Regions from separate parts of the Homo sapiens genome. Here region 1 is linked to region 2. Evidence: chromatin contacts called from ENCODE Hi-C or POLR2A ChIA-PET data. All regions are on one chromosome and are shown on one strand. The core of a region is the stretch at or near the end of the contact, and the rest is flanking DNA. Distances in the headings are between cores, read along the strand shown.

What was found. Hi-C counts contacts between places; a loop is a spot of excess contacts on that map. ChIA-PET counts read pairs that join two places held with the same protein, here RNA polymerase II (POLR2A). Pooled maps may share reads with other maps.
Region 1: a pooled map shows a loop between it and region 2 (4-fold over the local background). The contact joins the enhancer-like site here to the promoter of VBP1 in region 2. A Hi-C loop is called at or near these places in 6 of 50 pooled maps. POLR2A ChIA-PET finds 5 or more read pairs at or near these places in 3 of 52 experiments (MCF 10A, OCI-LY7 and activated CD4-positive, alpha-beta T cell).

Annotation. Positions count from the first base shown.
Region 1 is chrX:155,053,380-155,060,101 of GRCh38, reverse strand. FUNDC2 (FUN14 domain containing 2) reads right to left here. Exons shown (of 5, transcript NM_023934.4): 5 at 1-5,507. The coding sequence ends at 5,430. Among named protein-coding and RNA genes, the nearest start is that of CMC4, 14 kb to the left of the region's middle. RefSeq lists enhancers at 2,374-2,668, 2,333-2,834. Within about 2 kb of position 2,586, at least 11 of the 41 ENCODE cell types and tissues checked have a DNase peak (open chromatin) inside an H3K27ac peak, as active enhancers do.
Region 2 is chrX:155,211,723-155,218,614 of GRCh38, reverse strand. It overlaps VBP1 (VHL binding protein 1), which reads right to left and starts at 2,155. Exons shown (of 6, transcript NM_003372.7): 1 at 2,040-2,155. The coding sequence starts at 2,132. RefSeq lists a silencer at 1,772-1,861 and enhancers at 2,032-2,111, 2,109-2,403, 1,714-2,502.

The sequences.
Region 1 (6,722 bases), core at 1,337-3,836, 160 kb after region 2:
TGTATTAGTCCATTGTTGCATTGCTATAAAAAGTGCCTGAGACTCGGTAATTTATAAATAAAAGAGGTTTAGTTGGCTCACAGTTCCATGGGCTGTACAGGAAGCATGGCACTGGTATCTGATGGGCTTCTGGGGACGCCTCAGGAAACTTACAGCCATGGCAGAAAGCAAAAGGGGAGTGAGCACTCCACATGGCCAAAGCAGGAGCAAGAGAGAGTGAGGGGTGAAGTGCCAGATCTCATGAGAACTCACTATCATGAGTGAAGTACCAAGAGGGGATGGCCCCCACGATCCAATCACCTCTCACCAGGATCCACCTCCATTAGGGAATACGGTTCAACATGACATTCGGTGGCTCCAAACTGTATCAGTATACGACTTTCTTTCAGTTTTGAAAGGTTCAAATCAGTTCCTTCTTTTAAAGGATTGTGTCAGTTTAAGTCAACAAATCCATTTGAAGACATTAATTTAACTCTTCTTATTCTTAGGTATTATTATGACATACAAAAAAATAAAATAGCCATCATAGAAGGCTTAACATTTACTGAGTGCTTCTTATTGTTAGGGACCAAGAGTAACACTGAATCTCAGTCTTAAGCAAAGAACTCTAGGAAGGTGAAAACTATGATCTCCCATTTTAGAAACCAAAAAAAAAAAAAAACTTTGTTAAGTTGGCTATTAGTGATGCTAAGTTTAATCACTTGGTTAGTGACTGACAGACCTTTTAGCTAGAAAGGTAGTTTTCCCTTCGTAATGGGTAAGTCATTTGTGGGGTGATATCTTGTCACTCCTTTCCTTGCATTCACTCCACACGATTCCTAAGACATTTAATGAACTATAATATTACACTTGTGTTCAGTATTCAGAAGGCATCTGAAGTTGTATGGCACTTAATATAAAAGGCTTTAAAGCCCTCTTAAGGAGTTAACAGCAAAACTCTTAATTTTTTCAGCACCAGCTTCCAACTGTGTACTTCAGTGGTTCTCAGTCTCTGCTGCTCATTAGAAAAAGCTAAGACACTTTAAAACCTCAGGATGCCTGAACAGCACTCCAGACCAGTGAAATCAGAATCTCTAGGATGAGAGCCAGGCATTAGTAGTTTTTAAAATTTCACAGGTGATTCCCAAGTGCAAGCAAGGATGAAAGCCACTGCTCTCAGGAATGTCATTTCTTACCATTTTAAAATTTAAAAAGGTAGACACTTTTGAAAAGTCAGTAAACTGACTTTAAAGCTTTATAAAAATGTGAAAAAGTGCGACACTTTTCTTTTAAAAAAAAAAGTATTAAGATTCATGACCCCTTAAAAAGAATGCAAGCATCGGAAATATAAGCTATACCATATGACTTCTAGAAAAATCAGGCTCAGAACTAAAATAGGTTTTCTGCCCAATTACTCAGATGTTAGTGTGACCTCTTAGAAAATTGGGCAGAAAATGTATTTTAGTTCTGGGCCTGATTTCTGAGAAATCATACTAGATTTCATGACAAAGAAATGAAGCTGATAATTTGGTAGAGGGAGTAGAGGGCAGCAGCCACATTTTTCTCTGGGGTCCAAAACTGGCTGTGAGCTTCCCTCTGAGAAGAAATTGAGATCATCATGAAACATTGATGATACTCAGAAATTTCAAATCCATCAGTATACCATCTTTTCAAGCAGAGATTCCCAAACTGTACAAAAGTAGAGGTTCCAAATAAGAGCCCAACCATTAGTTATGCCCATCTTTCTGACAACCGTGAAACAAAAGAATGATGGAGAGACTATTCTTACCACAATAGTTGTTAACTACACAGTAACTTTGCTTTCCAAAACCAGAAGCACCCACCCCAAGAGCATGTTGGCTAGAATTATGCAAGAGATCATTCCTTGTAGAATCTAGTCCGCCAACTTGAATCGTCTTCTGCCAGCATCCATGAGACAGTAACTGCCCAGATCCAGTAGCAAGGACTGTCACCCCAGTGGTAGGGGAGTCAAGAACCCCACTGTCCTGTTAATGAATGTCTGGAGGCTGAGTGGCGGGAGATTGCAACAAACAAGCGGCCATTTGGGAGGAGAGTCATGCTAACATATTATCACAATGGCAATAACACTCATGACAATGGGCTGCTCAGGCAAGGGTCCCCACCACCACATCTCTCCCCGCACCCAGCTCCCGTGTCAGCAATGAGGATACACATTCTTGGGGGAGACTGAAACATTGGACTCCATCTGTTGAGCCCGAGCAGGCAGCGGCCAGAAAGTGCCCCTGGATCCGTCTCTGCTCTCCGACTCTGGGGAGAACCTTGGGAAGAAGAGACTCAAAAGTTCTACCTCTCCTGTAGCATGCTCCAAGTCCCCATCCCACCAGGTCCCATTGCGGGAGAGACGCTGGGTCAAAGGGTGGCTCAAAGTGGTGAGGACGCAGGGCCGACCCATAGTAGCCAGGAAGGGGACAGAAGGGGTCCCTGAGCCGGGACACTGTCCAGCACGCTGCAGGACAAGGGAAGGGAAGCCTTCACTACGTAGATGCCATCCTATTGGTTGACAAGTTGGAAGCCTTGAGTGCGGTGTTACCACGTCGCCGCCACAAGGGGGCGATGAAACCCCGAACACATTCCAAGTCAAGTTTCTGCGGACCATATACAGCGACAACGCTCTTCCCAAGGAAAAACTTCCGCCCCACCACCACTAATTAGGAAGTCCAGAGCGTCATTGGACTCTGCTACTGGAGAAAATACGTGCCTAGCTAAGCAGGCCTCTCCAGTCAAATGAAAGTAGTGCACTGAAAGGTGGAGCTGCCTGGTCCTTGAATCATCTCGGTTTTGCATGGAGGAGTGGCAGCTGTTCTTTTGGGGGAAACCTTAACTCCCACTTCACCACCTGAAACAAAACTGCTGGCACAATAGGGCCTTGATTCACAGGTAACCCCAAATGCCTGAGCCTCCTTCACCGATGGTTCAGCTAAACTGAAAACAAGGTGTGCAGCTGTGCGTGTTCAACCTCCATGCCAGCTCTGCACAATCCCAAGTGGTCACAGTGGCCTCACACCGTGGGCAGAACTCACAGCCGTTCTCATACTAGCAGGATGAGGCCAACCTGCAATACTGACCTCAACCATGACCCTCACAGTCGTAGAGGCAGCCAGCTGGGAAAAAACTTCAGGAGGGACCTACCTACAGATCTTAATTCAGACAATCAGAATACAGTCTGAGGCCAGACTATTTATTACAACCTACTCAAGGTAGTTTACAACCACCTGCTAATCTTTGCTGCCCTCACCAATAATCACAGGAAAAACAGATGCACCAAAAGACAACCCCTACCCCACTGGAGAGGCATTGGGTGGCCAGTCTCCCCACATGCAACCCAAAGGGGCACAGAGCACTTTGGTTAGCTTTGCTGTTACCATCCCATTGCTGTGGGTAAGTCACACAGGTAAAGTGGCTGCAGCCACTATCACCATATATGGCATAACCCAGAGACCCAGATGTCAGGAGAGGCAGAGTGTGGGGAAGCAGGAAACAGATGACTCAGTGTCACTACATATGTCTATATCAATATATATAGAGATATAAATATATAGCAAGCAAAAAAAAAAAAATAGAGGAGGATCTATAAGGTTAAGAGACTTATCCAAATCATGCAAATACGATGTGAACCTTGCATGAATTTTGATTCAAACAAACTAAATATAAAACACTTGAGGAAATTTTGAACACTGATCAGATTTTGGATATTATGTAATTACTGTTAATGTCTGATATGATGAGGTATTTATGATTTTTAGAAATAATTCTTACCTTTTAGAGATACATACTGAAATATGATAAAATGACATTTTGATATTTGTTTCACAATAACTGGTAAAAACCAGCAGAGCTATAATTTGATGATTGTTGTGAGTGAGTGATAGATACACAGGGGGATTATTGTACTATATTCTCTACTTTTATATATTCCTGAAAGCGTCCATAATAAAAAGTGAAAAAAAATAAGTTCTTATAGCAAAATATGCAGCAAAGAGGCTCATACCATTATGGTTTTGAGATGATTCATACATATTGCAAGCAAAATGGCTTATGTTTCCTTAAATGTAAGGAGAAAAACGCAAATAGGTGGTTTCTGTAAAGTTCCACACATCCACTGGTAGTTTTGATTTTCAAATTCAATACATCATTCTCAAGACGGGTTAAAATGCAAACATTTTTAAATGTATGGCCTTAGAAACACACTCATATTTCACAAGAGATCATCTCCAAGATTAACAATTCTGAGTAAAACTAACCTTTAATAGTGAGTTTTCTTTCTATAAAGTCATTATTCAAATACTCAGCACCTATTAAGTGCTAGGCCCTGTGAGTATAATGGTGAAGACAGAAGTCTTGCCCTCTGAAAGCTGACTGATATTCTAGTAGGGACTGTAGACATGGTAACATGCCACTACAGCAAAATGTGGTAAGATTCTGTGTGTGCGTGTGTGCCCGTGTGTGTGTGTGTGTGTAAGCTTTTAAAGAATAATTCTCAGGGTTGTGGTCATCATGAGACGGTAGATTACACTTGATGGAAATTTATTTCTCATGTCCTATCACTATCTTTCTTAATTCTGAATCCCTGGAAAGCTACTTCTTTAAAATTCCGGTTTAAATGTTGTATTTCATACTAACTAGATTAAAAAAAAAAATAGTAGAAGTGGCACAGAGGAGTTATGGCCACCCCTAATGTTTTGATAAGGATATTTCATTCACATTTCAAAGCTTAAAACCTTTTCTACAAAATAAAAATCCAAAATCTTCCCTTTCCCACCTAAATCACTTGTTTTACAATAAATAAACCCTTTGGAAACAGCCATGAGATACATTATCCTGTACGGTAGAAAGCATTCCTGGACAATATCAGATTTTTCAATTACAGTAATTATGCTGCCAATTTTGTCGGCATAATTATAACACATTTAAATAGCTTTCTGTAATGTAAAACCAACTAAAAAAGAAAGTAGACACCAAGATACCAAAATCTTTCATGCTTAAAGGCAAATGTATTCAGTTCCTTTCCATGCAGCACACAATAAGGTTATCTATGTGCTTATTTCTTTTCCAAATCAACAGTTTGGGACAACCTTTCAGGATCCACTCATCCTCCACGGTCAGCCATCTTGTAATGTGTTCTCATAAGTGTCTTGCATGGGGGTAAAGGAACCTTCTTGTTGGCCTACAGACTGGCCAAGTAGGGGGTGTACTGGGAGGAGAGCTAAGGACTATTGTCTCTTCTGCCACCATGAAGCTCATGGTGCCACATTGACTTGTACCAGCAGATGCTTAGAGAAGCCACTCAGATTTGCCATGGCAGGGAAGAAGGCATGGGAGAAGAGGAGGAGGGACTCGATGTCCTATGATGGAGTGTAGAGGCTGCTGGCTGGAAAAAACCAGGAACAATGAACATGAGGTCATCTTCCTTAGGATGCCATGCCAAGCAGAAAGCCTCCGAAAAATCCCCCAGTTACTAGAACATTCTTCTTCACAAATGACACCACCTGAAAACAGAAGATAGTACAATGGGTTGTTTTGCTAAGGATGTTAATAATATTAAGAATCATCTCTATTATACCTATGCCAGTCTTAACAATGTCAATCCCCTCATCGGTTACGTAATTTGCACTTTACCCAAAGGGCAATGGACTTACACTAATAGTCTATTTAATAATAATTAAATAGACTTACATATGAAAATGACTACTGGCTGGTGTGGGGAGAATAAGACTAGAGGGAGCCTGATGGGAAGGAGGATGCACATCAGGAGGTAGAGACAATGGCTCTTTGAATCAAGGACAAAGAAGGAGAGTTCATGGGGACAGTTATGGCGAAAGAGTAAAGCTGCACTAAATAAACTGGTTACAGAGGCAATTCTGTTTCCAATTTTGCTCCTTCCATCCTCTTTGGCATCTACCCTCCAATAGAGGCTTCTCATTTCCTGAAGTCTCTCCCCTAAATCTCTCCATCCATGCATTCCCCCCTGAAACCTGCTCCCAGGTAGATGCTATAAATTCTCATTCTCACACTTCACCACATCTAAGATGATTAACAGGTGACGTTCTTATTTCCTTAAGTTCCCAAAGCTTCCCACCTCCCCTCTACCCTCCTGGAATAGCTCCCGGTCATCTGAGACTCAGTGCATACATTCAGACACTCTTTATGGCTCCTTAGTCTGTGCTCTACCAATCTCCTGACCACTCCCCACCCTTCCAATTTCAGAGACAATTTTGATAAGTGGCTCAGACTTCCTCTTTCTCCTAAGTGTGATCACCACCTTAGAAAGTGTTCATATGAACAAGACATCCAACATCCTGGCCTGATCATTTCTTGAACTCAAGTACGGTGACTTCCATCCCCAAACCACCTAAGCTACTCACACCCTGACATTCCCCTAACATTTTTCACACTACCAACCCCATCCTCCTAGGACCACTGTCTTCTAACCCTCCAGTAAGCCCTTACTCCAACGATGCCTATGTCTTCCTGCCTCATTTCCACTCCTCCTCCATCTCTCCTGGACCTCTACATTTCCTTAAATGAAGCACTTTTGTCATCTGCCATTGGGGTGAAGAAAAAAAATCATACAACTTCCTGAGAAAATTGGTTTCGTTTATTATTTTTACTACTCTTTCTTCAACTTGCTAATTTGGCTTTCAACTCCACCACCCCACCAAACTGTTCTCACTGAAGTCATCTTGTTGGTAAATACTGAACTA
Region 2 (6,892 bases), core at 906-3,405:
AGATGTGGAAAGATGAAGAGGTCATGAAATGGACAAGGGTGAAACAACAATTCAAGCAGAGAAAGAAAACAAATTACTGCCTCAGCGGGGTTGGGGAATGGACTGGGTCTGACTTCTAACCACTATGGTATATTGCTTCCTATCATCATGAATATTAATACCTATTCGACACCTACTACACTGCAATACTGCAAGCATGTTCTCTGTTTCCCATAACAACTCTCTAAGTATTGTCATCCCTATTTCAGTTAAAGAAACTCAAGCTCAAAGTGGTAAAATAATATGCTTAAGGTTAAGCAGCAACTGGGAAGCAGAGCCAGGATTCAGACCCTGGTCTATTTAGAGGCCAATAATCTTTCTACAATACCATGTCACTTCAATTATTAATAGTTTGGAAACATAAACAGTTATATAAAATTTGGGTTGCTTATTACATTATGTTGGTAGAAATTTTAAGGTCTAGAAAAAAATAACCACGACATTGTAGGGAAAAAGCATTTCAAGACATTATAAAGCCCTCAGATAAAGTGTCTCCTCCCGAGTTAGATTTCTGACGCCATCTCTAGCTGAGCACCATGAATGTAACATTTAAGGCCCTATGGAAATTCAATTAGACACTTAGTTTGAGCTTATACTATGTGTGAGGCACTATGCTATGACCAGGAGAAGTAGGGCGATTCATGAGAACTACCTCACCTCCTCCCAGTAGCAGAGCATGAGGGGTAAGCTGCCAGTCTGGACCTCCACGGATTGTCCAAGTTCAAACCCTGGATACCTCACTTACATCCTGTGTGGCCTGGGGCAAGTTACTCAAGTGCCCCGTACCTCAGTTTTATCATCTAAAAAACGGGCATAACAGTAGTAGCTACCACCTCGAGTTTTGTAAAATCATTAAGAAAGTGCCTGGCACTCAACAAATTTTATTCCTTGTTATGGTTAGATAATAGATCAATGTAGAGAAATAAATGACACAGCTCATAAAAACACAAAATAATAACCAATTACGAAATTCAATCAGCAAATGCGAATATACAATATCAAGTGTGGTATAAATAAATGAGTCTTTAGAAGGATATAAGACGTAGTTAGTAAAAAAAAGGCAGAGGTAAGGTAAGGTACAAACCAAAAGATTGAGAAACTTCCATGAAGATTTTATAGTAGCTAAGTGGGGACAGACAGATGACCTGGCCTGGAGGGCCAGTCAGATGTTTTCTCTCATTAGTCAAATAGTTTTCAACTACTATTTCTAAATTAAATAAATAAAATAAAATTTTTAAAAAGCCACCCAGCACAGGCAGCGCCCTCCAGAACGGCCTGTGGAGCAACCCGATCCCCTCTAGGACACTAGCGAACCTGGGACCTAGCGCCATCAGGAGGGTTCAGCCTCCTCTCTCAACAATTCATTCTCCACTAAGTTGTTAGAATGATGTAGTTAAAACGAAAGGCCTTCTGATGACAGCCCGTTGCCTACTGGAAAACCTCAATTCCTTAGCAAGACACAGAAGGACTTTACACTCCCAACCTATCATCCTATTTTCCCATCGGTCTCTTCTTCCATTTCCCGAGGCAACATTCCCGAGACCACTGCATTCCTTCAACAGACAAAGTGATATTCCCGGTTTTCACATCTTAGCACTGGCTGTTCTGCCTATTCATTGTACTGTGTCTCCAGCATCCATGCTGAGTCGAGAGCTCCTCACCACCTCCCCTTTTCCAACCAGCAGGGGGACGAAAACCGGCGGCAGCCCGGAGGTCCCTCAGGCCGCCCTGCCCTGCCACCCGCCGCCCCTCGCCCCTCGCCCCTCGTCCCGGCCCCGCACCCCGTTCTCTTCTACGGCCTTCTCGAGCTACGTTTCTTCCGGGCGGGCCCCCAGCAGAGCTCAATCTGTCCAGGTGCGAGGGGTGAGAGCAGACCGAGCGCCCCCTCCCTGAACACTTGGCTCAGCTCCTTCCAACAGTCGAGGCCTGGGTGGGAGCCGGGAAGAAAGGGGCAGTCCAAGGCCTCAAGCCAAGATGCCAGGGAACAGCGTGCCTCTTACCACAAACACGGCCTCAGGAATCCCCAGGTGGAGCCGCCGCCCATTCCCTGTGGCCATTTCTCCTTTGCCACAACTGTCCTTAACGGCCGCCATCTTGGGGATGCGAGCGCGCGACTGCCTCCCGGGCCGCCGGCCGCCGGGATTCCGTGATTGGCTTGTTCGCACTTGCAGGCCCGCCTCTCCATCTCCATGCACATTCATTGGTGCGCAGGGAGCGTCCCCCACAAGTCCCCGTTCTCCTTTGGCCGAAAGTAGCCCAACCTCTAGGTGCTGATTGGCTGCGCTCAGGTAAGTGACAAGCGTGGAAGGGCCGCGAAAGAGAAGCTGGAGCGACAGGAAAAACCCATACGTCCTCCTGGGAAAAGGGGTCTTGTGAGTGAGCGGTGCTAAAGCCCTAGGAATAGGGACCTAGCCTGACCCCACCCCGACCCTAGAACTGGCAGCAGCCTTCGCAATGGCCTCTGGAGCGACCCAATCCCCTCTCTCGGATGCTAGCGAACCTGGGACCTAGCGCCATCACGAGGGTTCAGCCTCTGTGCCTTTCTGGTCTCACCATCCCAGGGAGCTTCCTGCCCCTTGAAGGGAACTTACTTTGTGTCTGTTTCAGAGTGGTCACTGGCCTCATTCTAATAAATACCCTGCCTGTCGCACCAGCCTTTCCTGAAAGCCACCTTTGATCAGAATGTCTTCTCTCCAGCTCAAACGTTTCCAAAACTTCATAGTCTACATACAAAATCCTAAGAACTCCACCTAGGCTTCTAGGCCCATGGACTTACCCAATGTCATCCTACACTACAACCCTTTAAAAGCACATGTGTCATACAGAACCAAGTAATTATTCTTCGGGCTCTTTTCTGTGCTTTATTTCACTGGAGTGTTTCCCAGTGAGGCAGTGCTTCATCCACTTGCACAAATTCTACCATGAGCCTAAGAATTACGCAATGGAAAGTAAGTCTCTCTTCTCAGAGGCAATCACTGTTACCGGTTTATCTCCGCACATAATGTACGATCAAGCATATAGACATAGATATGTCTTTAGATATAATATGAGGAAGAAATTGGTATCGTCATATTGTGAATGAGGAAACTAAAGCTCAGTGAACCTGTACAGCTCCTCCAAAATCCTACAACTACATAGTAGTGAAGCCGGAATTCCAAACTAGTTCTCCAGTGGCTTCTATGCGATTTGGCTTGGGAGGATGAAGACATGTTAGCTAACCATGACTCTGACCTTTTCTGGTCAGCAGTTTTGTAAGATAATGTCTCTGTTCCTGGAGAGAAAAGTATATGGGAATTCTATTCTTCACCACTCTCCCCCACCTCAGTGCCTTCCAAAAAAAAATTTTGTTTTTGAAAAGTAGGTAACGTTTCTACAGAAAAACATTGAGATATCAGATACACATGCAAATTTTGTTCAACTTCACTGATCCCTATCTATATTAATCATTGTTAGAACCAATCAAGGACTTACTTCAAACTTTAGGAAATATTTCTCCAAATTATCACTAATTTTAATTTGGAATAAATCCCTCTAAGAGATATAGTATTTGACACTTCGGGCCAGGTTTTTCTTTTGGAGCCAAAAGCCTTATCAGCTTATCGCTCATGTTTTACTCCCTTACAGGTACAAACAGAAGATTCCCTTATTTATACTGCTGAATATATTTCCTTTCTAGTGTTCTCTTAATTAGAAAGTTGTATACCAATTCTTTCCTTCCTGCCATGGCTGCAGCAGCTTTTCCAAGAGTACACTAACCTTATCAACTCTATAGGTGGTCATTTTCTTATCTCTTAGCAAAAAAAAAAAGGAAAAGAAAAAAAAAAAAACCTTCCTCTTGCCAGATCCAAATCTAGCTATTACCTGACTAAATATGATTGGTCTTTAGCAACCCTTCAGTAGCCCACACCTTTTACAGCTTATCTTTAGATTGCTTTAATAAAAGCATTTTTTAAAACAGACTTTAAAAGGTTGTAGTTTTTCACCATGGACACTTTTGAAACAAAACAAAACAAAATGTAAAGAAAATACGCATACAACAGGAAACAGAACAACTTAAACAATCATTTCACGTAGTGTTGTGCTGATAAATGTTCAACTAATTCTCTTTAGAAAGGGGGTATATATTTATTATAAATTGTATTGATGTAAAAGGTGTATAGCACACAATTTCATAAGTGATAATAAAATATACAATACTCTTTATCGTTAATTCTGTATAACCAATTCTGACAGGATGCTTTTGATTTTTGCCAAATACATATCTCCCTAGACAACCTACAGTTGCAATTGATGAACTAGTGTAGTTCTGACATGAATGTTGCTTGATATTTTCATTTATGTTAAGTAATAAGAAAAAAGTAATTCAACAATTATTTTTATATTGGTACTTGGATCATTCATCAACAATGTGAGTGATTTATTTGCTGAATTGGATAATGGTTTTCAAATACCAGAAAAATATTGCCTCATTTTATGGTGCTGTTCACAATAATGGCTACAGACACAACTCACTTTTAAGCTGAATCTGCATTAGTAACATTTTCTCCATTGCTTTCAAGTCTAGAGTGACAAACATAGATCAAGCCGTAGTTTGTAGCATCTACCAATTTCTGTAGCCTGGATACTCCCACAATGGCTGATTTCAATCCATGTCGAGTTGGGAGGACATGCCCAGTAGCACACAGATACAATCGATGTAAATAACCTCAAGAGCATAGGTAACATTCAAATGTCGAAAAATAATTAGAAGGTGATAAATTTTGAATATTTATTACCTTTGCCTTTAAAAGAATTTAATTGTAAATTTTTATAATTTAATTTTAAATGATGGCTGTGTTTAACAACCATCTTGCAGAATTTCTAGAAATTTAACAATTGGTTCTCACAAGCTGGTACAAGCCAGCTCTGGTGCACCACTGGCTCATATTTTGGGAAGCCAGAGTTTAATGACTTCAGTGAATAGTACCTGTAAATGTCACACTAATGTGCTCTGCAGAGAAGGAAGAAAATGATGTGACATACAATTGGAGTCCCCTGGAAGAAGAGGGTGATATCCTTAGCAACTTCCAGAACCCAGATAACCAAGAGTTGACTTAAATTTGTACAGCCGGGAACCGACAACAACTCTCACTCCATCTTTGCCTGGAAGCTTTGTGCAGGTAACAGGTTCTGTCCCAATCTCCACAAGCCTCTGAAATTACTCTGAAGAGCTGCAAATCCTGAGGCTGGGGGAATGTGTCTCCTTTTTCCTGAGCCTGGTCACTGGGGTCATTTCCTCCCAGGAAGCCCACTGGGAAAGAGCCCAAGGCCTTCAGAGAGATGCCAAGCATTTCAGGATGTTCTGAGACAGCCTCTGCTCGACCTTCTGATTCAGTTTCTAATCCTGACTTCTGAGAGCAGAAAGTGCAGTTTCCCCTAGGGGCTTTGGAACTCCCCTGGAGGGCACTCAACTGTGATAGTGCTCCTGCATGCTAAGCCACCCCAGCCTCTTGGGGCTATTTCCTAGTAAGTCAGAATACATGTGTATTCTATTTCCAGACATGCCAATGGGCCTCCATACTCACTACCCTGGGTTGTTGAGTGTGCTGGTAGTGTTCTCACTGTGTATTGTTATTGTATCTTCAGTGTTTTTGCTCTGTTTATACAAGAGAGGACAAGGTAGGATTTTCCTAGACAAGGTAAAATGTGGCAATGTGATTTCCTTTTTCCTGGGACTGATGTTATTTATCCAAGGTGATGTGGAGAGGTCCTTTGTTCAGGGAACTAACCCTTCTGCAACCCCCACCCCACCACCTCATCTGCCAGAATGATGGCCCTGGGGACTCCCAGACATTACCCTGCTTTATTTCCAGAATCCATTTCTAGGCTTGCCACTGTGTAATAGGCCCTAGAACTTGGGTTCTAGTTTAACCCTGTCATTTAACAGGCTGTGCCTCATTAGACAAGTGTCTTCACCTATCTAGCTCAGTGTCCTCACATGTGAAATGTGAGCTTTGGACTAGAGGATCTCCAGACTCACTTCTAGTGCTAATACATTTTGACTACGACCTCTGGTGAGTCATCAGGGCACTAGTACTAATTCTGCATCCCATGGTTGTCACTAGATCCCACTGGATCCTCCGGGTTCCTTCTGTAACTATGCAATTCTCAATTTAGAAAACCTGATCTTGGGCCCCAAGGTGAGTAATTACACCCTCCAAATCCCTCTGCCCCCATGTCCACCCAAGCTCTTCCTTTCCAACCAAACCCAATAAAAAGCATGGATGTAAAAAGGTTCAAACTCTGCTTTCATGTTCCTGAATCTCCTTTGGGCCGGACTCCTTAGGATACATGAAGACCTTCAGTATAAGCCATGGTAAATTCCCAGTCACAAGTTTTCCTGTATAATAATTGGGAGAGATGGTGCATTTCCAGCACAATGGTTAAGGCTAAGAGCATGCACTTTGCAGTCAAGCTTGATTATTTATTGGCTATGGGATATTAGGTTAGTTACTTTAACACTGTCTCAGTTTTCTCCATTGTAAAATAACCATAATAATAGGGCTTTGGGCACATATTATTAAGTAGATTGAATGGAATTACACATAATAACATACTTGATACTGTGCCCAGTACCTAGTAAGCCCTCAATAAATTTCAGCTACTGTCCTGATAATTGAAAGGCATGGATATGGCACAGAATAAGAAACTCAAGGGTTTGAGACATGAGCCATAACATGTCATGATAATGGCCTCATGATGGGGAGAAATCACACAGCCTGCTCATAGCATGGGAGATCTGCAGGGTCCCTCAGATAGACATCTGTTTTAAATCCCTCACAGCCTCCTGGGGAGGAAGAAGGGCTATTCTTCA